Linked DNA regions of Mus musculus: regions 1 and 3 are each linked to region 2. A link is a loop called in an ENCODE intact Hi-C map of the cell type or tissue named here. Cell type or tissue: gastrocnemius. All regions are shown on one strand.

Evidence for each region. Hi-C counts contacts between places; a loop is a spot of excess contacts. Peaks named below come from ENCODE experiments on the same cell type or tissue, not always from the same donor. Only the 100,000 strongest peaks of a DNase experiment are listed, where the experiment ranks them.
Region 1: a loop joins it to region 2, with 7 times the contacts of the local background. A loop is called at or near these places in 7 of 42 quality-filtered maps.
Region 3: it touches region 2 in a loop (4-fold over the local background); 18 of 42 quality-filtered maps call a loop at or near these places.

The regions. Positions count from the first base shown.
Region 1 is chr2:136,886,998-136,894,997 of GRCm38, reverse strand. It overlaps Mkks (McKusick-Kaufman syndrome), which reads left to right and starts at 3,592. Exons shown (of 6, transcript NM_021527.2): 1 at 3,592-3,955. Slx4ip (SLX4 interacting protein) reads right to left here and starts at 2,830. Exons shown (of 8, transcript NM_028834.3): 1 at 2,637-2,830. In gastrocnemius, a CTCF peak has its summit at 7,948 (motif pointing right); DNase peaks (open chromatin) are centred at 2,839, 3,453, 3,795, 7,949 and 1 more place; H3K4me3 peaks cover 3,272 bases; H3K27ac peaks cover 3,273 bases.
Region 2 is chr2:137,110,102-137,118,101 of GRCm38, reverse strand. It overlaps Jag1 (jagged 1), which reads left to right and starts at 1,582. Exons shown (of 26, transcript NM_013822.5): 1 at 1,582-1,925; 2 at 2,393-2,698. The coding sequence starts at 1,845. In gastrocnemius, CTCF peaks have their summits at 3,246 (motif pointing left) and 3,799; DNase peaks (open chromatin) are centred at 2,624, 3,251, 3,734, 4,542 and 3 more places; H3K4me3 peaks cover 7,609 bases; H3K27ac peaks cover 7,202 bases.
Region 3 is chr2:137,939,000-137,946,999 of GRCm38, reverse strand. No RefSeq gene overlaps it. Among named protein-coding and RNA genes, the nearest start is that of Gm14062, 66 kb to the right of the region's middle. In gastrocnemius, a CTCF peak has its summit at 4,042 (motif pointing right); a DNase peak (open chromatin) is centred at 4,048.

The sequences.
Region 1 (8,000 bases), 220 kb after region 2:
TTTTTCATAAAAAATTAAGGCATAAACTATATAAGAGAAAGGTAATCCCAACACAAAATATTTTACCACTATATTCTTCTGTTTTCATAGTATATAGACAGCACTAAATAACTTTTTTAATAACTTTTTTCTATTGAAATAATCTGGAGAAGAACATAGTTATGCAAAAATGAGCACACTGAAAACAAAAATCTCAATGGTTATCAGTTAGTGAGTTGTAACAATGACTGTATAGCCACACACTGAGAGCAGTTAGCGATTCAAACAGGCTGAAGAGTCTGTGGCTGTAGCTCTGTGATAAAGCACTTGCCTAACAAGCACTAAGCCCTGACTTCAATTTGCAGCACCACAAAAGAAAAAAAAAAAAAAAACTAACTAGGAAGAAAAAAAAAAAGAAAGAAAGAAATGAGCTATCAATATAACAAAGATGGTTCTCAAAATAATTACTCATACTCCCTCTCAAATTAAAAACCATAGTACGAGATTCCAATTGAAATAAGAATCTAGAAAATGCTTGTTTATACTGATAGGTCAGCAGCTGCCTAGAAAAAAGTAGCTAGAGGAATTACCAAGGAACATGATCAAACTTTGGAGCGTGATAGGTATGTTCATTATTTGACTGTGATGATGATTCACCAGTGTTTATATATGTAAAACACATCACCTGGTACATTTTAAAGAAATGCTGTTATTTGTACTACAACTTCATCTCAATAAGGCTATGTTTAAAAGAAGATCTTTTGATTTAAAAAATGTATTTAAAAATCATCTTCCTGGCCTTGGGTAATGTATTTAGACCACCTTGTTTTTCAAATTGATGCACAAAGTGGAAAGCCAAAGAATTTCAGTCATGGGAATGTATAAATAAAATCTTAATAATCCAAACTTGTAATTATAATATAATAAAATATACAGCTACAGGTAATATTTTCATAGCTGCTAGTATATGCCAGGTACTTCTTAAAAGAATTTTTTTAATTTATGTGCATGGGGGTGTGACTGTGTGCACCTTTGCACATGTGAGTGTAGGCACCCGCAGACATCAGACACCTCTGAGTTCCCAAGAAGCTGGAGTTACAGGCAATCGTGAACTGCCTGACATAGGTGCTGGGAACTAAACTCAGGTTGTCTAGAACAGCACACAGCTCTTGACTCTGGGCCAGCTCTCCAGCCCATGCCAGGTACTTAGGAAGCACATTGCTTGTATTAACTTAGCTAACTCTCACAGGAGTCCTACCTTACAAGTTAGGAAACTCAAGCACAAGGGTGGGTAACTGTCTTTTAGATCTCAGAGATGGAGCTGGGGTGAAGGAAGTAGGATGTACAGTCAGGGAAGACGTTTCAGAACTGATTTTTTTACCCATCCACACTACATCACTACCCTTAGTAGCACTGTAAAAATTGCAAACAAGCAATATTTCAGTGTAATAATGTTTTCCTACATACTCATAAAACATGAATATCCACAATGGAAACATTCATGTGAGACTCAGTAAAACAAATGGTGTTCATTCTTCTTTCCCACTTAGACTAAGGAAAAGACATATATGGCAAAGTAACAATTACTGGGAAGCTGGTTGACAAGGTAACCAGTCACTGGGACATTGGTTCAACACCCACCCAACCTAATACTCCTCCCTGTCTCCATGGTATTTTAAGTAAAGCCAAGAGGGAAGGTGAAAACCAATCTTACGCCTAACAGCATGAAAACCATGTCTCAAATACCTTAGTGTCATCTATATTCCACATAGTCTCCATTTCTATCTGCAACTGGTCTGAAGTCTGGTTTAGAAGCTTCCCAGGTGACTGTCATGGGCAGCCAAGGTTGAGAACTACTGATTTTCTTTTCTCATACAAGAAGACACAGAAGAAAGCCTGGTGCTACAAAAAGCTAAGGTAAGCCACAGTCCAAAGTTTCCAAGTCACTATTATACTGTGCCCAAGTGCAGCTTCTACTCATTCCAAGAAACATGCTCCCAGAAGATGCTGGGATGGCTGGTCGATGATTACACTGAGCAACAAGGCCATGCTACCTGGACTATTAGCCTTACAATTATGGCTATATACAGTATCCAAGAAATACGAGAAGTGAGAACATGAAGTTGCTTGTCCAGCAGTGCTAAAAAAAAAAACATTAGAACATTATGTTCCTGGTCCCAGCTTTGGATATATCAAAGCAAGTGGATGAAAAGGAGGTTTCGTTTTGTTTTGTTTTGAAGTTTACTTCTATATTTTATAGCACAAAACTAGCTAAGTATTCAACAAATTCAATGAATGAATGAATGAATGGGAAGAATATACAAACACAGCTGATCACATTTTAAAGTCCTCTGGGAGCTATATTCACCTCTATAGATGCAGAAAGCCATACAATTAATGATCAAATTTGCTGTTCCATCCATTTTGCTTTGTTATTCTACGGAAATTCCCTCAACGTTATTGTCCCTTTAAATCTCAGTCTTCCTGAACAGTGGTGTTTAACAATTCTAATGGAAAGAGAAGGAATACCTAAGAGAAAAATTGTGTTAAGTCCCAAAATCCAAAACAAAAATACGTATTGGTATAAGATGGCCAAACAGTTCGGTCCAACTGAGGGAAGAGCTGGGTTATCCGAACGAAGTATCACACGCTCTTACCTACGATGGTGGCGGGAGGTGGGTTCGGGCTGTAATGCTTTGTTACTGTCCGGGGTCACTGGTGGACTAGTATAGTACCTGAACGGGAAAACTCAGACTAAAAAGGCGGCAGACCAAGCTTCAGCAGCTTTGGCTTACTTCCCGTTTCCCAGCGTCCCCTCGCACGTTAGAGAATGCAACCAGCGCCCAAACACAAGATGGCATTATCGACTTCATTCGGTTGGAAGCCACTGCCAGCACCTACGATGGCGCCCGAAGCCCTGGCTAAGGTAATGGGATAGCCGGAAAGAACTGCCCAAACGAAAAATGGCTTCTGTCGATGATATCAACGCTTTATGGAGACCAAAATAAAAATGGCGGCCAAAGCGGATTTTTTTTTTTTTTTTAAGAGGTTGGAAAAGCCACAAATACAATTGGCAGATAATGTATCACTGTACGTCAACGATATGTACTGATGGACAACAACAACAAAAGCCGTGTTTTTCGTATCACAAAACTATAGGGCAAGAGTAGAAAATATTTTTAATGAGGAAGATTAAAAGATACGTTGAAAAATAAAGGTGCCTTTCACGGTGCCAGAGAAAAGCGAAATAAAATATGTTTAAACATAATTTCATAATGCTTCGGGTGGTTCAAAAGAATAAAAGACTTATCTCTGAAGAAAAAAAAAAGAAAGGCAAAGCCAAGGAAATTAACCAACCGGATCCGGCACTGAATTGAAGACTCCCGACTTCTGCCAACCCCGCTCCTAGACTGGGCGGAAGTTTCCTGCATGGCGACAGGCTCTGTCTGCGCATGTTCGCTCTCTGACGTCACTCGGACCGGCAGGGCGGAGCCAGTTTCTACAGCTTAGGGCGTCCTGAGAGAGGTGGGAATTGACAACTGAGTGACAGGGCAAGGCGCCTTGTGATTGGTCAGAACAGAGGAAACGCCACCTAGGACTGGTAACAGCTTCATTCGTTCTACAAATACCTTTCGAGAGAGCAGAGAGCCGCACGCTCTGCCACCTTCTTGGTGCTGTGATGTGATGTGATGTGACCTTTCAATTTTGGTAGCGCGCACAGACAGAATACACGTCTGCCCGTAAGATTTCCGGTGACGGCCGCAGCTTTCCTTTGCGGGAGCTTCACGCAAACCCCGGAAGAGGGGCGGGGGAAGGAGGGGTGGTGCGCGTGAGCATAGAGTTGCGCATGCGCCTTCTTGCCGCGCAGGGCAAAGGTGGTGGCGCTCCGCTGCGTGGTTGGTTGCTGTGCAAGCGCGATTTCTGGTTTCTGGTGGTGAAGGTGGCCTGACCTAGAGGTGCAGCTGCTGGTGGGCAGGTGAGAGGGGCCAGGCCGCTGGTGGAGAAGCCAGCCTGCGGCCTCACCGCGTCCCCGCACGGAAAGGTCGCGAGTGGTTGGGACAAGGGTATTTGGGGGCGGGGATACAGAGGCACCTGGCTACCGGATTGGCCCAAGGACAGCTTTCAAAGTAGCTTCAGAGCGGGGCGGTGGTGGTGCACGCCTTTAATCCCAGCACTTGGGAGGCAGAGGCAGGCGGATTTCTGAGTTGGAGGCCAGCCTGGTCTACACAGTGAGTTCCAGGACAGTCAGAGCTACACAGAGAAACCCTGTCTCGGAAAACAAACAAACTAAACAAAACAACAACAATAAAAACAAAGTAGCTTCAGGATGTGACTATCTGATGATGGATCAGTGTGGGTGAGGAGGAGTGACCAATATCAGGTAGAGTTTGAATAGAGCTTCCTCAAACTCACATGCACAAGAATTGTAACTGAAATGACAGACCCATAATGCCACAGGAACTGGAAATACCTTTAAAATGCACGTTATTTACAGTTGCTGGCATCTTGAGAAAGCAATAAGTTGACACGTTGGGGGAAATGAACAGCCTAAACTACTCAAGGCAAGCAAAAAGACAGTTGTCATTCTGGAGTTTTACTCTCGGGTTGTTAGCCAGTTTCTGAGATTTACATATCTCTCATCATTTCTTGCTTTTTCCCCTTATTCTCTGAACATGACCCAGGCACCTCAGTGGACACAGAGTCTGGTTAGTGTCTGTTGATATCAAACATGCACAACCTGCCATGGAGAGATTACCCCAAATAAGCAACTATGTATAGTTTGGATGTGAGGTGGTCTGGAGGTTTTTCGTTATTGTTATTTACTGGTTTCTAATTAATTTTCTGAAGATAACTAATTTGTAATAGAAGTTAAAGTTGATTGTCATGTTTGCTCAAAATTTCTGGTATTGCCTAACACCTCTGTATATGTAGATTAGGTATCCAGAAGTTCACACATCTGATCACTTGCCAACTCTTTATTAACTGTCCTCAGACAAACATAAGTGCCATCCATTCTGTCTTTGCAGCTTTTCTGTGCTGTAAAAGTTTTCTTATTTCCTTCATTGCTTACCTGGCTTCCACACTTTCACACACACACACACACACACACAAAACCACAAAACCTGTTTCTTGAGAATCTGAAATTTTATTTTATTATTTAATTTAATTTTTTTGTTTCTTTGTTTTTTAGAGAGAGGGTTTCTCTGTGTAGCTCTGGCTGTCCTGGAACTCACTCTGTAGACCAGGCTGGCCTCAAACTCAGAAATCTGCCTGCCTCTGCCTCCCAAGTGCTGGGATTAAAGGCGTGCGCCACCACGCCCAGCTGAATATTTTATTTTCATTTTCTTGTCTAGCATAATGAATTGGAGGCCAGCACAGGTTACATGTGACCCTGCCTCATGGAATCTCAACAACATTTTTTTTTTTAAGGCAAAGGAAAAACACATCCTCCCTTTTCCGGTGATCAAAGCACAGTACCAGTCCTTACCTATCTATCACTGAGTACCAGTCCTTACCTATCTATCACTGAGTCCAGGCTGCGGCAGGAGCGTGTATTGCACAGCAGGTTCTTGATGTGGAACTCATTAGTACTCTTGCCAGTGACTTAGCTGAGACAGTACAGGTGTAAAGAGGATTGAGGGGAGATTTGAAGTCCAGGCGATAGGAATCTACAGTTCATCCCTTTAAGTTATTGCTTTATGACTCAGCCATATTGACCTGGTTTACTCGATTTTCTGAAAACTCGTTGGGAAAAACTAAATCTGGATGGCCTTTGTATGCTGTAATAACAGATTAAACTGTAACCCTGTTAGGAGTATAAAGGTTTTCAGTGACAATCGAGGTCACTAAAACAGTCGCCTGTAAACTCAGCTTTAGGACTTCCTGAGAATCGTATTAAATGTTCCTCGACACTACCCTGGAGTTTGGCTTCTGTGGTTGTTCAGCCTGAGAATTTACATTTCTACTAAGTTCCCCAGTGACTAGTGCTACTGATAATGAGACCACAAAACAAGAAAGTCATTTAGAGGTCCTAAGTGTCGTCACTGCATCTTAGGAAGATCATCTGAGATGTCAGGATGTGGACAGTCTTGAAGAGTGAGGGGAAATGTAGAATACATTATATCCAGATTTCTGAGTTGGATAGCTTAGTATATTTTTAATCTTGTATTGTTTTCAATTATGTATAGATGTGTGTCTCCTTGTTGGATATGTGCACTGAGTTGCAGGTGCCCTTAAAGACCTAAAGGTCTGTCAGATCCCCTGGAATTAGAGTTGCAGATGGTTTTGAGTCACCGGATGTGGGTCCTCTGCAAAAGATTTTAGCTACTGAGTGATCTATTTCTCCAGCCCTGCTTTCTCTTTCTTTTTGTCTGACCCCCCCCCCCCAATAAAATACAGGTATAACAGCAGTTTGGAAGGAAAGAAAGTTTGTTGTTGTTCATGACTCAGATCAGTTTGGTTTTTGTTGTTTTAATTAGTTGTGAGACAGTTTTATGTCATCTAAGTATTTGCTCTTTTGCTGAAGGATGGATGACCTGGAATAATGCTATCTTCTCAGTGACTCTCTTGTAGTTCCCAGGCCTGAGATTACAACCTTTGTTTCTTTATAGTGGAGAAAAATGGTCACAAGCGTGCAGAGGAAGATGACCTTTAAGAGTAGTAGGTTGACATAGAAGAGGGACCAATAGGGTTGGAACTGACAGCAAATGAGACTAGACCATAGGTAACAGAAGTACCGCTTACTTAATCTAGGCAGTAGGGAAGATTAAAATGAGATCTAGAACAAGTACATTTTTACAGACTGGACAAGAAATAGAGGGATCAGTATCCCATACAAAGGTAGAAAAAAATGAAAATCTCAAAAAGGATGAAGGGTAGAAATTGGCCCTTTGAATTTAGAGACAGATAAAAACCCTGCTGTCACACTGAGGGCCAAACAACTGGACACTTAATCCAGAACAGTCTGCATAATTTCCATTCTCTTTCCCCACACTAGTGCCAAGGCCAGATGACAATCAGGATAATTATAACTCAGATATAATAATATTAGATGATAATTTTAAAAATCAGTGGAATGGAATGGGAGACATCTGAGACAGCTCTAAATCACTGTGTCCTTTCTAATGAATCACAGACTGCCAGAAGGTTGGTACTTCTCAGGCATCCATCAGTTGCATTTTAGACCTTATAGTTAGTGACATGCTCATATAAGGTTTTCAGTATTGTTTGGTTTTAATTACCTTTACTGACATCAAATAGATTTCCCCAACTTAGATGTTGATCAAGCTGTCCTTGAGTGGTGAGTGAGAAAAGCAGTAAGATTGTAGAGTGGAAACTGTAGAATTCAACTGCAAACCATTGGCTCACTGGGAGTAGAAGTTTAGTTTTAATTTGGTGTATGTGTATTTACACGACTAGAAAAGTCTAACAAAATTTGTGCCATTTTAGGGGAGATATCTACAAAGTGTGGGGGGAGGGCAAACCATTCTTCTCTTTGCCATGCTGGACAGGTTAGGCGTGCACACAGTATGGATTCCTTTCCTTTAAATCTGTACTTGTACGGCACTATATGCTGCATGATGATTAAGTCCAGTTAGACATAGCTATTTCTTCAAAGGTTGTTTCTTTAAGAGGAAAACTTTAAGAATCTTCTCTTCTAGCCATTTTTTCAGTTGTGCCTGGTGTCTACACTAAAGACCAAACTTGGACTGTTGCTTAAATTGAAAATAACAACTGTTTTTATAAGGACAGTATTTTTAAAAGAACTATTCAAGTCAATGATTGGAATTTACAACTATCCAACATCAACATTTTCATTAAAGACAAAGTAATAGTTAATATCAGACATCCCAAGCACAAGAGCCAGGTCAATTAATTTTAAGAACCTCGCTGGTATTCTCTTCATGAGTGTTTTGTTTTTCATATATTTTAAGCCGAAGGAAACTTCACACTGCCCAGAATGCCAGCAGATGGCGCCCAGGAAACCTCATAGACAGAATAAGAATCTCTTTTTTAAAAAG
Region 2 (8,000 bases):
AAGTTACGGAACCATCTTTGTTAGCCTGGAACTCAGCTTTCTCAACCCCATCAAGTGGTATGGGGCACTATCTATGCTGGGCCACTCTTTAAACGTAGATAACCACAAATAACCTGTGTTGTTATGTTGTCGTGTTCAGCATGTTGGAAACTGTTTTTCCCTTTACCCATCATGCCCTGATGTCTAGAAGGGTTGAGGCGCTAAAGCAATCTCGGAAAAATCAGAGCTTTTCTTCAGGACAGGCTCAACGCAAGTTAAGAAACCCTTTTCGTCCTTTAATGGAAATCTGTTTTCCTAAAGAGCTCCGTTTAAACCCGCCTGGAGTGGAGCTGGCAGAGACTTCAGCCAGCCTTTGGGTTCCCTTTGACCTTGATTATGACCAGGAGTGTCGCTGCTAATTGCGAGGCCTGCCTCAAGGTGGAAAATGGCATCGGTTTCCACCACCACCCAGGAGAAGCCAAGTTCTGTGGACCACGACAGCGGTTAGGTTCTTTTCAGGCCGCGTCTCGCCACCCAGAGAGCAGCGCGGAGGCCGCCTACAGGTGCAGTCCCGCCACTGCGCCCGGGCTGGAGGCTGGCGGAGCCCTCGGCGTCTCAGAAAGCCCTTCCCGAAGTCCGGGCTGAGCCCCCGGGTGCCCGCCGGCCACTCCCCCTGCTTCCCCCACGCCTCTGCCCCGGCGCGGTCTGGAAAGGACGCTGGGAGCCCCTCCGAGGCTCCACGGACATGGATTTGGGAAGGGATGGCGCGCGGCCGAGGCTTTCCCTCGAGTTTGCGGCAAGTCTGACTCCGGGAAAGTTTTTCAAAGTTCCCAGCAGAGTCTGCCCAGGTCGCCTCTGCGGGGCGAGGAGACGGCGGCGAGCGCGCCAGTCTCGCCGCCGCCAGCACAGGGCTCTGGGCTCGCTTGCTGGGAGCGGCCCGGGTTCCCGGCGGGCAGGCCCTCCTCCCCGGGGCAAAAGCCGCAGCTGACGCAGGCGGCTCCGAAGGCGGAAGCCGCCCGCCCCAACTGCTCCGGCCGTACCGCGGCGCCTACACCTGGGGCTTGCAAGGGAGCCCAGGCCGTGCACCGAGGGGGCGGTCCAGCGGAGGCGCTCTGGGCTTCTCAGAGCCATGGGCTCCTCCACGGTCCTTCCAGGTTCCTTTCTCCTGGCCCGGGCTCCCCGGGACACTGATCTGCGTGTGGGGGCCCCTCGGGCGGCCATGCCACCCGGTCCGTCCCGCAACTTCCAACCCCTTCTCAATTTCTCCCCTCCCCAACAACCCGGAGGAAAGGGGCGTGCCCAATAGATGGCACGCCCCTTATGAATATTAACAATCGCGCATGCGCCTTGTTCCGCGTGTTGAGAAGAGGTGGCCAGCCGGAGTCCCGGCTCCCAGACCGGCGCTCCGGGTCCCTTCGAGAGCCAGGCGGGCACGCGTCATTGTGTTACCTGCAGCCGGCCGGCGAGCTAGGCTCAGGTTTTTTTTTTTTTTTTCCTCCCCTCCCTCCCCGCGTTTCATGCAGCTGATCTGAAAGGGAATAAAAGGCTGCGCATAATCATAATAATAAAAGAAGGGGAGCGCGAGAGAAGGAAAGAAAGCCGAGAGGTGGAAGAGGGGGGAGCGCCTCAAAGAAGCGATCAGAATAATAAAAGGAGGCCGGGCTCTTTGCCTTCTGGAACGCGCGGCTCTTGAAAGGGCTTTTGAAAAGTAGTGTTGTTTTCCAGTCGTGCATGCTCCAATCCACGGAGTATATTAGAGCCGGGACGCGGCGGCCGCGGGGGCAGCGACGACGGCAGCCTCGGCGGGAGCACCAGCGCTAGCAGCGGCGGCGGCGTCCGGAGTGCCCGTGGCGCGCGGCGCAGCGATGCGGTCCCCACGGACGCGCGGCCGGCCCGGGCGCCCCCTGAGTCTTCTGCTCGCCCTGCTCTGTGCCCTGCGAGCCAAGGTAGGAGTCTCTCTCCCGCTCTTGCTCCCCGCGGTCCTCTCCCTTCCCTCGTGGCGTTCTGGACGGGAGCGGCTGTGGCTCCCAGTGCAAGTTCCGGAGCCCTTGAGTACAAGGCTCCCTGACCCTGACTTTTCACCCGAGAGGCAGCACCCGGTGAGGGAACGCTGGTTCCCCAGAGGGGAGCCCCTGGCCTCGAAAGATAAACTCCTCCAGGCTGGGCAAAATGCGATCATTACGTTCTCACGGTCCTTCGGGGCACTTGTCTTAGTTTTCCCGCACTTGTGTTTTTTATGCCCCCAAACCAGGTTGAGCCCTAAACCTAGTTTTTGCAAAATTATTTTCACTTGCCACCGAGGATCTTTGGCAGCCTGGGGTGTGTGTATTGGGGGTGGGGGGTGTCAAGGAGTCTCCACCTCCACCTTCAGAGAAAACTTTCTCATGCGTTGACCTTCCTTCCTCGCTGGCAGGTGTGCGGGGCCTCGGGTCAGTTTGAGCTGGAGATCCTGTCCATGCAGAACGTGAATGGAGAGCTACAGAATGGGAACTGTTGTGGTGGAGTCCGGAACCCTGGCGACCGCAAGTGCACCCGCGACGAGTGTGATACGTACTTCAAAGTGTGCCTCAAGGAGTATCAGTCCCGCGTCACTGCCGGGGGACCCTGCAGCTTCGGCTCAGGGTCTACGCCTGTCATCGGGGGTAACACCTTCAATCTCAAGGCCAGCCGTGGCAACGACCGTAATCGCATCGTACTGCCTTTCAGTTTCGCCTGGCCGGTGAGTGAGCGACACACCGACAGAGTCGAACGCGGGGCCGAGCCCTATATTGCCTTGAGAAGGATTTAATGCCACTTGAAACTTGGCACTAAGTTGAGAGGCTTTGGGGGTGGCAAGTTTGAGAGTCCAGACTACAGCTGGACCTGGACAAGATGAGACGGGCGGGTCTTCCATTCTGGGTGGTGTCTGCTTAGCGCAGCGAAATGGGGTCTCTGAAGAGCATTGCTGGGGGAAAGTACGCAAGGATGCTAATTTTATGCTTGCTACTTCCAGTTCCCACCCTCGACCAGGCGGTCATTATAGATGATTTCTTTGCTTAACTAATTAAAACTCGTAGTGCCCTGGAAGGCGACTGCGCATAGTCTGCCCTGCATACGCTGTCCAAGTTGGCACCCTCCCCTTTCCCGTGAGCCGCCCCGAGGGCGGGTGTGTCCTTCCTGCAGGGTGTGGGGGAGCAGGCTTCCCGCGGCTCTAGTGGGGAGATTTTAGTGTGTTGGAGGGGTGCTCTCCCAGCCTGAAGTGGCGGCTGCAGGAGGGGGGTTGTCTCCGGCTGGCGTCCAAGCTTTAGTCTGGGAACCTCCGCCCCCTGCCGGCCCCTTCCTCCCGCCCCCGCTCGGTGCAGCCCAGGCTGCCTTACTCCCAGCGGTTCCCCAGTTCTGGAACAGCTGTGTTTGCAAACTTCCCCGGGAAGGGCGGGCGCACTCTCTCGTCCGGAGGGCACCCGGCCTCCGCAAGCCCTTCCCGCGCCCTAGTAAGGCTTAGAAGAGGCAGCCCGCTATAAGTCGTGTTTGCGGGTGCAACTGCGTGCGCCCTCATCTCCCCCTTTTCCCTCGGAGCTGCTTGAGGCCGGCGTACCGCTGGCAGACTGCGGCAGAACCCTTGCAACATCCCAAAATGGGTGGAAGGAAGATGGGTGCGATTGCAGAAGGGGAGGAAAGGGAAATGGTGGGGGGTGTGCCCGTTGTCCAGGAGGCGTGACTCGCTGCCAGGACTGGTGCTCCGCCAAGCTTGAGCTCCGAGGGTGGGTGGTAAGAGGGGGAGATCTGTGCCCCAGAGGATTGCTTTCCGCCACGTGCTCGGATGGGGTGCGCTCTGCTGCCTCCTACCCGCGGCTTTGGGCTGTGATTTGAAACTCTGAAGAGGGGCGGGAGAGAAGCCTGTCTGGCTGTCTGTGTGTGAAGCTGAGCTGGCTCTTAATGTCTGCGTTTACAGGAGTTGGCCTTTGCTGTGGGTGCGATAAGACAGTTATCGAAAACATGCTATTAAAAAGGGTCTTATTTTGGCAGGGGACTGCCGCTGTAGGTGAAATCTCTTCAGATCTGAAGGCTGTGTCCGCTGTGGGATTTCACTTTTACAAAGAATGTTTGTCTTGTTTGTTAATCCCCTATTAGGGAGAACTTTAAGCTAAAGAGGTTGGCCACCTCTAAATCTGGCTGGGTCCATTCGAGCTTAGGGTGAGTACTGGCTGCCCTTGAGCTGTGTTTGGAGTTTCGGGAGGAAGGGGCCTGCAGGTGGTTCCACCCTCCCTAGGATCAGTCCGAGCCCCTCGCTTTTCACAAGACCATAAAAGGAATCTTATTAGTGATGTGGAAAGAACGGCAGGCCTGGCTGAGGTTTATTTTGGAGAGAGGGGTCAGGGGGAGGATGGCTTGGATGAAAGCAGACAGACTTGCTCCACAGGCTGGCTGGGGGAAAGTGACCCAGAAGTGTGGCTGTCTGCTTTTGACACCTGGAAGAGAGAGTTTCTCACCGACAAGGAGCAGAAATGGTGTGAGTGGATGGATGGAGGGTTGCCACCACTGCTGGGCTCCTACTGTTCAGTGCCTTCAGGCCCCACGGGTCACCGACCATGAAATAGACTCGGGTTTTCTAGAAAGAGGGAGCCCCACTGGGTCAGCACCGAGAATGTGGTTCTTTTTTGAAGCTGGGCCAAGTACATGGATCACTCCTAAACAAGTCTCCACACTGCTGCCCCCAAACAGGCCTCCTGCGAAACACAGGCTTTACTTCCGAAGAGAAACTCAAGTGGGGGGGGGGGGTGGGGTGGGTGTGTGTGTGTGTGTGTGTGTGTGTGTGTGTGTGTGTGTGTGTGTGTGTGTGTGTGTGTGTGTGTGTGTGTGTGTGTGTATAAACTCAAGTGGGGTGTGTATGTGTGTGTGTTGTTTTAGTTTATTTTCCTCAGTGTGGTTAGAGAACCGCTGCTGTCTGGAACTTCCAAGAATGGCTCCAGGGTGAGTCTTAGCTTCAATGAAAGCCTTAAGCTTCACAAGTGTTAGTAATGGGTCGCACAGCTTCATTCGCTTTGATAATTAACACGAGAGGCTTGTTTTTAAAACGGGCTGGGGGTGTAGCTCATCAAAATAGGTATTTGCCTACCATTCTTAAAGGTCCTGGGTTTGAATTCAAGCCCCACAAACTTAATTTTTATTTCTCCTCCTTCTTAGTTAGTTTACAGTGGAATTGGTGTGGAGATGTTGGAATTTCAGAGTAGGCCATAATTTAAAAGGCAAACAAAGCCTCCAGCCTACCTTGGCCTCATAGCCACATAAGCTGCCAACCCCTAAGCAGGCACAGTTGTCTTTTGGGCTAAGTACTCCTAAATTGGCTTACGGAGAAAGGAAACACTGTGTTTGGTAAAGCTAGTTCAGTGAAGAAAGTCATGTAATTCCTTTCTTTTGATTGCTAGTATGGCCCCTGTTCGTGGCCTATAGAGGAAGAGGAGGAAATGATCTGGTAGGATTGAAACACAGTCTACATCCCAGCTTGTGAGACGCTCTGCAGTGGACGTCCCTGCCATCTCAGTATCGCATTCGCTTATATTGCCCTTGGGCTACATCCTACTCCAGTATCAGTTGCTCTGGCCCCAGTCTTTTAGCTTTGTGCTTCTGATTGGGTTGTCATCCATGCTGTGAGGGAGCTCAACTTGCAGCAGCTAGCTTGATTTATTATTTTCCAATTTGGATACTAGGTGATAAGAGCATAGTTATGACAGGTAATTGGGCTTAACAAGAAATGATTTGGGAATAACCATTAATAAATCACCGAAATGGTTAATTTGCACCTCCCCAAACTAGCTCAAAATCCCAGTAGTGCCTGCTCATTAAAAATGCATTAGTATAATTACTTCTGTTTTTGAAAACCTCAGTCATATGGCTGCATTGGTGGCCCTAAATTTGTAATGACTTGGGGTAAAGCAACAGGGGTGTCTGGCTTTATCTTTAAATACCACTGACCCTATTCAGAGTCTTGCTGAGAGCAACTTTAATTATTTTAGGAAAAGCCAATGAAACGTGACCAATGTAGCAGAAGAGGATGCCAGCTTGAACCCGTGTCACACTTATAGCCTCAGTAACTAAATAACAGGAGTTAGAGTCAAGTTGCCATCAGGTAGTTAATCACAGAATCTAAATTGCCAGTCCTTGGGTATGATTATGCTGTCTGCTGTCTTTCCTCTAGATGTGTGTGGACACATGGAAGAGAGAGGAATAAGACTCTCTTTAAGTTAGCTTTTTTTCTGTACCTCACCTGTGTGCCGAGCATGTATGCAGACAGTGCGCTTGTGTAAGTGCTAAGCACAAGGGATGATGTGTGTATGGAGAGAACATTGTTTCTTCTTCTTGTTGTTGTTCTAAGAAACCTGCCTCAAATGTTTAAGTTGCTTTACTGGGCTTTTGGGGAACACGGAGGTAGAGTGGCTTTCAAGCACTGTAAAACAGCTGTGACCTGGAGTACTTTCTTGGTTCCTAATAGTTTTCCTTTTCCTGCAGGTATAGACCTCTCTGTGTTTTCTTCCTCCTTTTCTTGTTTCTTAGCAACTTGCTCAAACCTCCAGTACGTAAAAGAATCTGCAACCCATCAACTCCACACCCATAGCTGTGTAGGGCCTTGGAACATTTGTAGAGAATAGTGAAGGCTCAGTGCTGTTGGTAGCTGAATTGGGCAGAGGCAGAGGCAGCAGCAATGTGGTAGGGGTAAACCTCCTAGAGAGCCAGCAATCTGAATGCTGCCTAAGGTCTTTACAAGCTCTGGTACCTTCAGGGACACTTTGTACAGAGGGCAGGTGGGAAATTTACCATGGAGGGAAAAGGCGCTTTGTGAGAAAACAAGGCTAAGGCTACAAGGAGTCCTCACTTCACATGGGAGCCAGATTCGGAGTAGCCATGTTGTGGAAAGGCCTAACTTGGTTCCAGAGTGTCAGGCTTTCTATTCACATAGATTATTTCTGCGTGGACGCATAGTCTGTGGTTGTGCACACTGCCAGCTTGGTAATCCATAGTGACAAATATTCCTGAGAATTCTTCTTGGTGGAGCTTTAGAGACATACCCCTAACTAGCCCAAGGTTTTAGGATTCAAACTGTTCCCAAGTGACATTTGGCTCCAGCCCTTAAATCTACTTTAACAATAATGAGAACAAAATAAACTTTTCTTCCAAGGGCTGGAAGATGTATCTGGAGGCATGAAAGTGAGGACTCTGACAGGATGGGGAGGGAGGTGAGTCTTGGGCTCAGAAAACTGGTGTTGCTAGGTTACTGCTTGGCCCACAGCAGCCCCTTGGTCCTTACTCATAGTGTCAGTAACATCTCTCTCTGGAGCAGCATGTGGACTGGGAAGACATTCCCAGGGTGGCTCCTAGTGGTTAAAGGGGGCATGTAAATAATCAAACTGAGCCCTCTACCAGCTCAGCCTAGTTTTTATGCACTTTTGGTAAATCAGTAGAAAGGCTTCTTGTTTGGGCTTGCTCTGTGTGAACTGGACGGTTGTGCTTGGCTGGCTCCCTGGTATTCTATCTATTAACCTCACCACCCTTTTGTAACTGGTGCATTTAATTATCAGTGGGATGCCTTTCAAACAGGTAAGGGTAATGATGGGAAAGGGGTTAGGGGCCTCTCATTGAGAGCCTGCAATCTGGGTATGAGCTCTGGGGCCCCTTGGTGAGTCTTTGAGGTGGGCTTTGATGAGAAAATCACTCTTTGTGGCCAGATCACACTCTATTGACATGTCAAATCCTGCAAAAATGGTCGCTTTCTGTGGCTGGAGCCTCAGCTTGCATGCACGAGGGGAGTGGTCTTTTTTTCCACCCCTCACCTTGCCAAAACCCTAAAAGACAGGAATTGTGTGTGCCCACACATGGACTCTCTGAACTCGTTTTTTGTTTCCCATGTTTTGTGACTGGAATATTTTATACTCTGGCCACCCAGACTCAGGCAGGACAATAGAGTTGGCTGGACTGACTGAAGTGCGGATTACAGAGAAGAATGGGGCCTCTCCAGAAATACTGCTAATACAGGACAAGTGACAGGA
Region 3 (8,000 bases), 830 kb before region 2:
TTCTCTCTTCCCCTTCTTTAATGGGGATCTGAACCTCTACTCTAGATTAAGGCTTTCCTCTCGATCTTTCTCCTCTTCACCCTTTAGGTAGTTTTCCACAACAACATTTTCATGCGTTGTTTGTTTGTTTGTTTGTTTGCTTTGTTTTGTTTTTTCCTGTATGGGGCTGCTTCCGGGAAGACCCATTATGGTTTGTGTATAAAGTAAAGGGATTAACCTCTGAGGTAAGGCAGAGGTGACACTTACTCTACTTTCTGAACAAACAGGCAGTCTACTCACTCAGAGAGCCTATGCAGCATCAGAGCACCCTTGTTATGTCTCAGTGGTGAGATGCACAGGCCCATTTTCTGAGAGTCATGGTGGAGGCAACTTCTCTACATTTTGATAAATTCTCTACTGAAGAAAGCACTGGCAGCACACACATCAGTAACTACATGAGCCTATGGTTCCACTGACACACAGCTTGGTGGGAGAGATTGAAGGGAGGCCCAGTGCTCTGTGTATTTGTTTGCAGACAGGTTTTGTGTAATAGAACTAACAGAGAAAAGTAGCCTTCCACAGCCCGTCAAACAGAGGTTCTCAACCTCTGGATCTCCACCCCTTTGGGGTTTGTGAATTAGATATCCTGCATGTTAGATATTTACATTATAACTTGGAACAGTAGCAAAATCACAGTTATGAATTGGTAAGAAAAAATAACTTTATGGTTGGGGTCACCAAAACATAAGGAACTGTATTAAACGGTCTAAGAAAGGTTGAGTACCACAGCCATCGAGGCAGATCTGACTTTTCAACTCCCAGAAATAAGCAGGTCTCTTGATTATTACTTCATTTGGGAGTTGTTGCATTAAGATCTCACTTCTCTCAGGCATCACAGAAGAGTGTGGGAGCCCAGCATACACATATCTGAACATAGCGACACTTTGGGGCCCAACCCCAAGGCTAATATTTGCTCCAGAGCTCCACCCTGAGAGGACGATGCTTCCTTAGATCATCGCCATCCACAGGTATCACTCTTTAATCAACATCCTGCACTCCAGAGTCTGCTTTGAAATTTGAGCACAGATGTCCCCACCTACAATAGTAACTAAATAAATGTGGAGGATAGGAAATCCAAAGGAAAATTAAAGACTACAGTTTGCAGAATGTGGGCTCATAGAAATAAATACAGACATGGTGGCTTCAATTTTGTTTGTTTATTTGTTTTATTTTTGTGACAGGCTGGCCTGGAACTCATTTTGTGGCTCAGGCTGACCCTGTGCCCATGGCAATCCTGCTATGTCAGCCTCCTGGGTGCTAGCATTATAATAGTCACGAGTTCCCAGGACTGACTGACATAGTAGTGGTTTCTTAGAATACATTTTATATTCCTGGAAAGTGGCACTGAGTTGTTACTGTATAAAATAAATCAGAATAGAAATTGTATTGATTCATTGGGCTCATAATGCAGACACATGTGAGAATTTGCCCTAAGACAAGCTGTTGGAGGACACTGTCTACCAGGCATGGCATGGCCTTCACCCCCTTGAACCCAACAGCTGTAATTGCCTGAGGATACGCATACAAACCTAGGCTCACTGACAGCCCATCATGAAGTGTGGCAGGACTCATGATGTCCGCCTGCACCTTCCCCAAAGATAAGACAATTAGCTATTGCTGACAACTGGATACCTTTTGTTGGTGATATAGCTGCCCATAAGCTGGCCACGATCCTGAACATAACCCAGTTAAGAAAATCGGTTTGCTAAGCCCACCTGGGTGGAATCATTGCTTTGTTTCTATCTGCAGTTCTGAGTGGGGTAAGAAAACATTTGCTAAGATCTTTGCAAAACAGGTTCTCACACCTCCTGCACATATCTTTATGCACGGCGGGATATCATGTGCTCACAGAGTCCTCACTGCTTCATTCTTTTTTTTTTTTAAAGCAACTCTTTGATTTTTTTTAATTAGGTATTTTCTTCATTTACATTTCCAATGCTATCCCAAAAGTCCCCCATTCCCTCCCCCACCACTCCCCTACCCACCCACTCCCACTTCTTGGCCCTGGCGTTCCCCTGTACTGAGGCATATAAAGTTTGCAAGACCAATGGGCTTCGCTTTCCACTGATGGCTGACTAGGCCATCTTCTGATACATATGCAGAGGGGGGTGGGTGGTGGGAGAGTGGGGAGGGTACTGGTTAGTCCATATTGTTGTTCCACCTATAGGGTTGTAGATCCCTTTAGCTCCTTGGGTACTTTCTTTAGCTCCTCCATTGGGAGCCCTATGATCCATCCAATAGCTGACTGTGAGCATCCACTTCTGTGTTTGCTAGGCCCCGGTATAGCCTCACAAGAGACAGCTATATCAGGTTCACTGCTTCATTCTTATGTAAAAAGAATTAAAGAAAAACACTGGTCTTCCTTCTTCTTGATTTTCTTGTGTTTTGCAAATTGTATCTTGGGTACTGTAGGTTTCTGGGCTAATATCCACTTATCAGTGAGTGTATATCAAGTGACTGCTTTCATGATTGGGTTACCTCATTCAGGATGATATCCTCCAGATACATCCATTTGCCTAAGAACTTCATACCCATGGAAGGAGTTACAGAGACAAATTTGGAGCTAAGACAAAAGGATGGACCACCCAGAGACTGCCCCACCCAGGGGTACATCCCATAATCAGTCACCAAATGCAGACACTATTGCATACCCCAGCAAGGTTTCACTGAAAGGACCCTGATATAGCTGTCTCTTGTGAGGCTATGCCAGTGCCTGGCAAATACAGAAGTGGATGCTCACAGTCAGCTATTGGATGGAACACAGGGCCCCCAATAGAGGAGCTAGAGAAAGTATCCAAGGAGTTGAAAGGGTCTCAAACCCTATAGGTGGAACAACATTATGAACTAACCAGTACCCCAGAGCTCGTGTCTCTAGCTGCATATGTATCAGAAGATGGCCTAGTCGGCCATCAATGGGAAGAGAGGCCCCTCGGTCTTGCAAACTATATATGCCCCAGTACAGGGGAACACCAGGGCCAAGAAGTGGAGGTGGGTGGGTAGGGGAGCAGGGTGTGTGGGGGGAGAGGGTATAGGGGACTTTTGGGATAGCATTTGAAATGTAAATGAAGAAAATACCTAATTAAAAAAAATTTAAAAAGATGGCTTGTCTCTCCCCCAAACCCATTCTTTCAGAGGATAGAAACATTAGATAAAAGAGGGACAAAAATAAATAAGCTGCCAAATAAAATTTTAAAGGACAGGTGGATTCTAGGTAGTCTTTGGGATCAGGAAACGCATGCTCTGACTAACATGATGTTCTTCTCGAGCACATAGGGCTAAGCCACTGTAGACTGAACATCATAAATACATGAGACAAAATGAACTTTTTCCTTTTTAAGTTTTTGCTGTTAGCTATTGTCGTCTCAGTGACAAGAAACACAATTGGCAGAGGGACACCTAATGGCTTCCTGATGCACCAGTGTGACAGACTACGTGCACAACAGTGCAGAAACATCCTTGGAAATGGGTAAGGTGAGGATCCTGGAAATGGGTTGTAGTTCTGGCTCTGCTCTGGCTCTGTCCCTTGACAATGCTGACATTTAACAACTCTGCGTTTGTGATTTCCCATGGATTAAACCTAAAGTTATATTTGAGGAAGCCTTAAGACACACCCCCTGGAAGAAGATGTGTTGATTAAGATTCCCTGTATTCTTTATAAACCGTCAGGTAGTCCTGAAAACGCACAAAAGCATGCGGTAGTTATAGGTAGGAGCATCTATAGGTTGTGATCCTTTTTTGGTCTTATGGCAGAGAGACAGCTGTTTCTCATGGCTGACTTATGTATCCTGCTCTTTAACAGAAACCATCTTTAATGGATGTAGGTATCAGTCCCAGCCTGGCTTCAACTTATCCACGATGATGAATCAATACGAAAAACTCTTGGAAGCTCAGCTAAGCATAGATGCCTTACAAATGTTGAGAATCTGCATATGCAGCTTTTGCACACATGCTCACAGTAAAACCAGTGCGTTGCTTTCTTCTGAAACCGAACTCCAGAATTTAGCCAGCAGAGGGCGACAGTTGATAATATTTGAACGATGAGCTGGTTTCCCGTCCTTTCAGGAGACAACACTGGCTTGAAGTGCTTCTTCTTTGTTTATGCTTTTCTGTCAAATATGGTCAACATTACACCTCAAAGAAGAGTTGGAAACATCATAATTTAACTTTAAGAACAAAAAAATGAAGTCAATGAAACTCTGCTTGGTCATATTTACAAGACTTACAAGTTTTTGGGTTTGTTTGTTTGTATTGTTTTGTTTGCTTTTTAGTGTTCGTGTTAGAACTAGAGAAGGGGAAAAGTTCAAATACTTTGGACAATTGCCCAAATGTAGGTAGCTTGATTCAAATGGGACTCTCGTGGCATGCTCAGAGACACTGCCTCCAAGGTGTCTCTTTGTAATTGACTCTTAGCTGTAATAATTTGCCAAAATTGTGGACTCAGCCTTAGAAGAAACATTTAGGTCATCTTTAACATAAATGATCTAAATAGTGTTATTTCCACAGATGCATAAAATAGCATGGACCCAGGCTGAGAAGTTCTTTGGGTTATCAAGCCACACCTTCAACTGTGTGCTGCTGCTGAGTACAAGGTCACTCCGTTGGAACTCAGTAAGAAAAATCATTAGAATGTTTAATTGCTCTCAGGACGCAAAGCTTCTGTGTGCATGTGGATTACAGTGCTGGGTTCACATGACTACTTGTGGGGTGAAAAGAAAGGCTACAACCAACACACAAAGTGTAATAATACCTGCCAGAATTGGGGAAGTCAGCACATCAACAATACATCAACAACAGAAAAACCCTGTCCACAGACTAAGCAATTCTTCCATTTTAAGATGATGTTAAACGGGAAGATTTCAGCTGTCTTCTGGCCATTTTTAAAGTATTCTAGTAATCTGGATTGTTACTCTCTATTGCAGTTTTGACTTTTAACTATTACACAGTTGCCAAGGACAGAGACAAGAATCAGGAGCACCGCACCCCCATAACCGTGTGTGTGTGTGTGTGTGTGTGTGTGTGTGTGAGAGAGAGAGAGAGAGAGAGAGAGAGAGAGAGAGAGAGAGAGAGAGAAAGAGATTCTAGACCACAGACTCTTGTATCATGTTGGCCCCACAATGGCTTTATATAAATGAGCCATTCTTGTGTCCCAGTTATCCTCCCAATTATCTCTCTTGATGCCTACTTTCCATTAACATTTAAACACAAAACAACACTGGCAAAATATGTTAGAAACAATATTTAAGTATAGGCTTCAATGGTGAGTATTTGTAGTTTTATTTCAATTCTTAGAATCAAGTCCTGAACACTCTGAACTCTGACAATGCAACACATGGTTAGTACCTTTTAATTTGTGGCAATGTAAAAATTATAGACACTTTGTATATAAAGGGAAGAGAAAACATGAGGCACATCTTTGGAAAAGAAATTTTTATCGATACCGTTCCTTTAAACTTACCTTCTGGTCTGATTTTAAAAGTGAGGCCCAACACTGTCATCACTTAGATTCATTTGATCAGTTACAAAATATTTCAAAGTAATTAAAACATTACAAAATTTTAAAAACACACCAGAACACATACTAGCTACATTTATCACTGCTATGATGAAATACTTGACAAGAAGCAACTGAAGGGAGGAAGGCATTATTTAGGTTGATGGCTTTTGAAGGTACAAATTCACTGTGGCAGAGAAGGCATGGTGGGGCAGGCAGTTTATGCCAGAAGAGAAATTAGATCCCTCTCCTAAGGACCCATTTCCTCAAGCTAGATCCCATCTCATAAATGTTCTTCAACTTCCATTATTGCACGGTTAGCTGTGGCCAAATGTTCCCTGGGTTTTGCTGGTCAGTCAGCCTGCCTCAACTGGGAAGCCCTGGATTCAGTGAGAGATTGGTGAGGACATCTCACCTTTGGCTTCTGCAAACATATCCATGCATACACAAATGAGTGCGCAAGGGCACACACATACACACACACACACACACACACACACACACACACACACAAAAACATGACTTGGAGAAAATTCATTAGTAAGTCCATAGCAGAAATACTTAAGGGTTTGGTGATGTGGTCATTATTTTTCTAAATTTCTTTATGACTCCTCCCCTAAAAATTTGGATATCTCACTAAGAACTGTGTATAAATGTTTACATACAGATGTTTTTGAAGCTACTGTATTCAATTCTCATCTGAACAATGAGAGCCCTGTGGTGTCACCAAGGCCCTCTAAGTTTTAAAAAAGAAAGAATAAACTGTTTTTATAATCTATGGTGAGTTGTATAAAATTTGGATGAGGATCATAATTACAGGTTCATTATTAAGCAAGACTTCCCTGGGGTGATGGAACATATCCCCAGTGATGTGGAGAGGACAAATATAAGTACCGTATTCTTCCCATAGCCTGAGATGCTACCCACATGCAGGATACGACCGCGTGTAGTGGAGCTGAGTTACTGCCACAGCTTAAAGCTTTTGTCTCTGCAACAAAGATAGCCCAGCAGATCCATCCCACTAACCTGAGACTTCAGAATCAAGGAACAGGTAGAGAGAAGCAAGTACTAAGCCCTATTCCTTTATGTTTTGTGATCTACAATTTTATTTGTTCCAATCAGCCACTTTCCAAATTAATAAATGGAAATTTTCAGAAATAAGCAATTTTTTAATTTAGCTTTGTTCATGTAAGTAACTTTTATTGATAGTATTCTGTTATAATTGTTCTTATTAGTTATTGTTTTTAATCTTTTACTGTGTTTCATTTTAAGTTAACCTTTAATTTAGACATGCATGTACAGAATATATATGTATATGTATAAATATATGAAGTATGGGCAATCTACTCTGGGTCATGAGTCCATTCCCTGGCCCCTCTACACACATGTATACACACAGACAGATAAGTGGTGGATTATTGTGGGCTTAGGGAAAGAAAGACTAGAGGCTGTGATGAACATACTCCCTATGACACAGATATGATCAGGTCCGTAAAGCCTGAAGCTCCTGAAGAACAGGCTTAATGAGTGGCAAACTCTTTTTATTCCTGAGAAATTCCAAGAGGCTTTGCATGCTTTCCTTCTGTGCCCTTACCCTCTGAAGCACAAGAATCCCACCTGGGCCTTTGCTGTTTGCTGTAGTTTGCTCCACCCCAGCTGAAGGACAGAGTACTTGAAACCAGAGTCAGCAACCAGACCAAAAGCAAATGGATTTGGTGAGGCAATCCTGCTCCAAAAACCCTCAGTGTATCGGGTTACACCCCTACACCTTCAACCAATTGTACATAGAAAGTAGTTTCAAAAATTTCCCAGCGCATATTCTGACCATTTTGTCATAATTCACTCACCAAAGAGTGCAGTTTAACAATTACATTCACATCAATCATATTTCACATGGTATAAATAATCTAGAATGCTTCAAAGCAGACAGGCCATATGCAAATACAAGGCCATTTTGCTTGCATCAGGGACTTTAGTATCTACGTATTAAAATGTCTGCAGAGAGTCTTGACACAAGTTTCTGTTGGGTGCTGTGGGACAACTGTCATTGTGGTTGTCACGTGACCCTTATCTGCATTTTGGATGACCTCTCTGCCTCCAGGACTGGGGGTTGTCAATCAAGAGTTGCCAAAGTTCTGCCCGAAACACTCTGACTAATCTTTATTAATTCTGTCCCTTCTCTCTAAGGCCCTTCCGGCTGTCTGCATTGACAATCTGTGAGAAGACAGGGACAGCAACAGCCAGGCCACACTGAGAGCTTTCTATGCAAACCACGCAAAAGAAACCTATTTATAACTCCGTGCTAGGGACTCCCTTTTCCTGTCCAAAGCCTGTCACTCTTTGTCCGGTTTCTTGGGCTTTTGTTAGGTCCAGAGAAACTATTTGCATTTGAAGAAAGGGCAACAGGAGGCTCCCTGGCTAGTTTGTAATACAGTCATCTTGGCTATGAATTTTTAAACTCAATCTGATT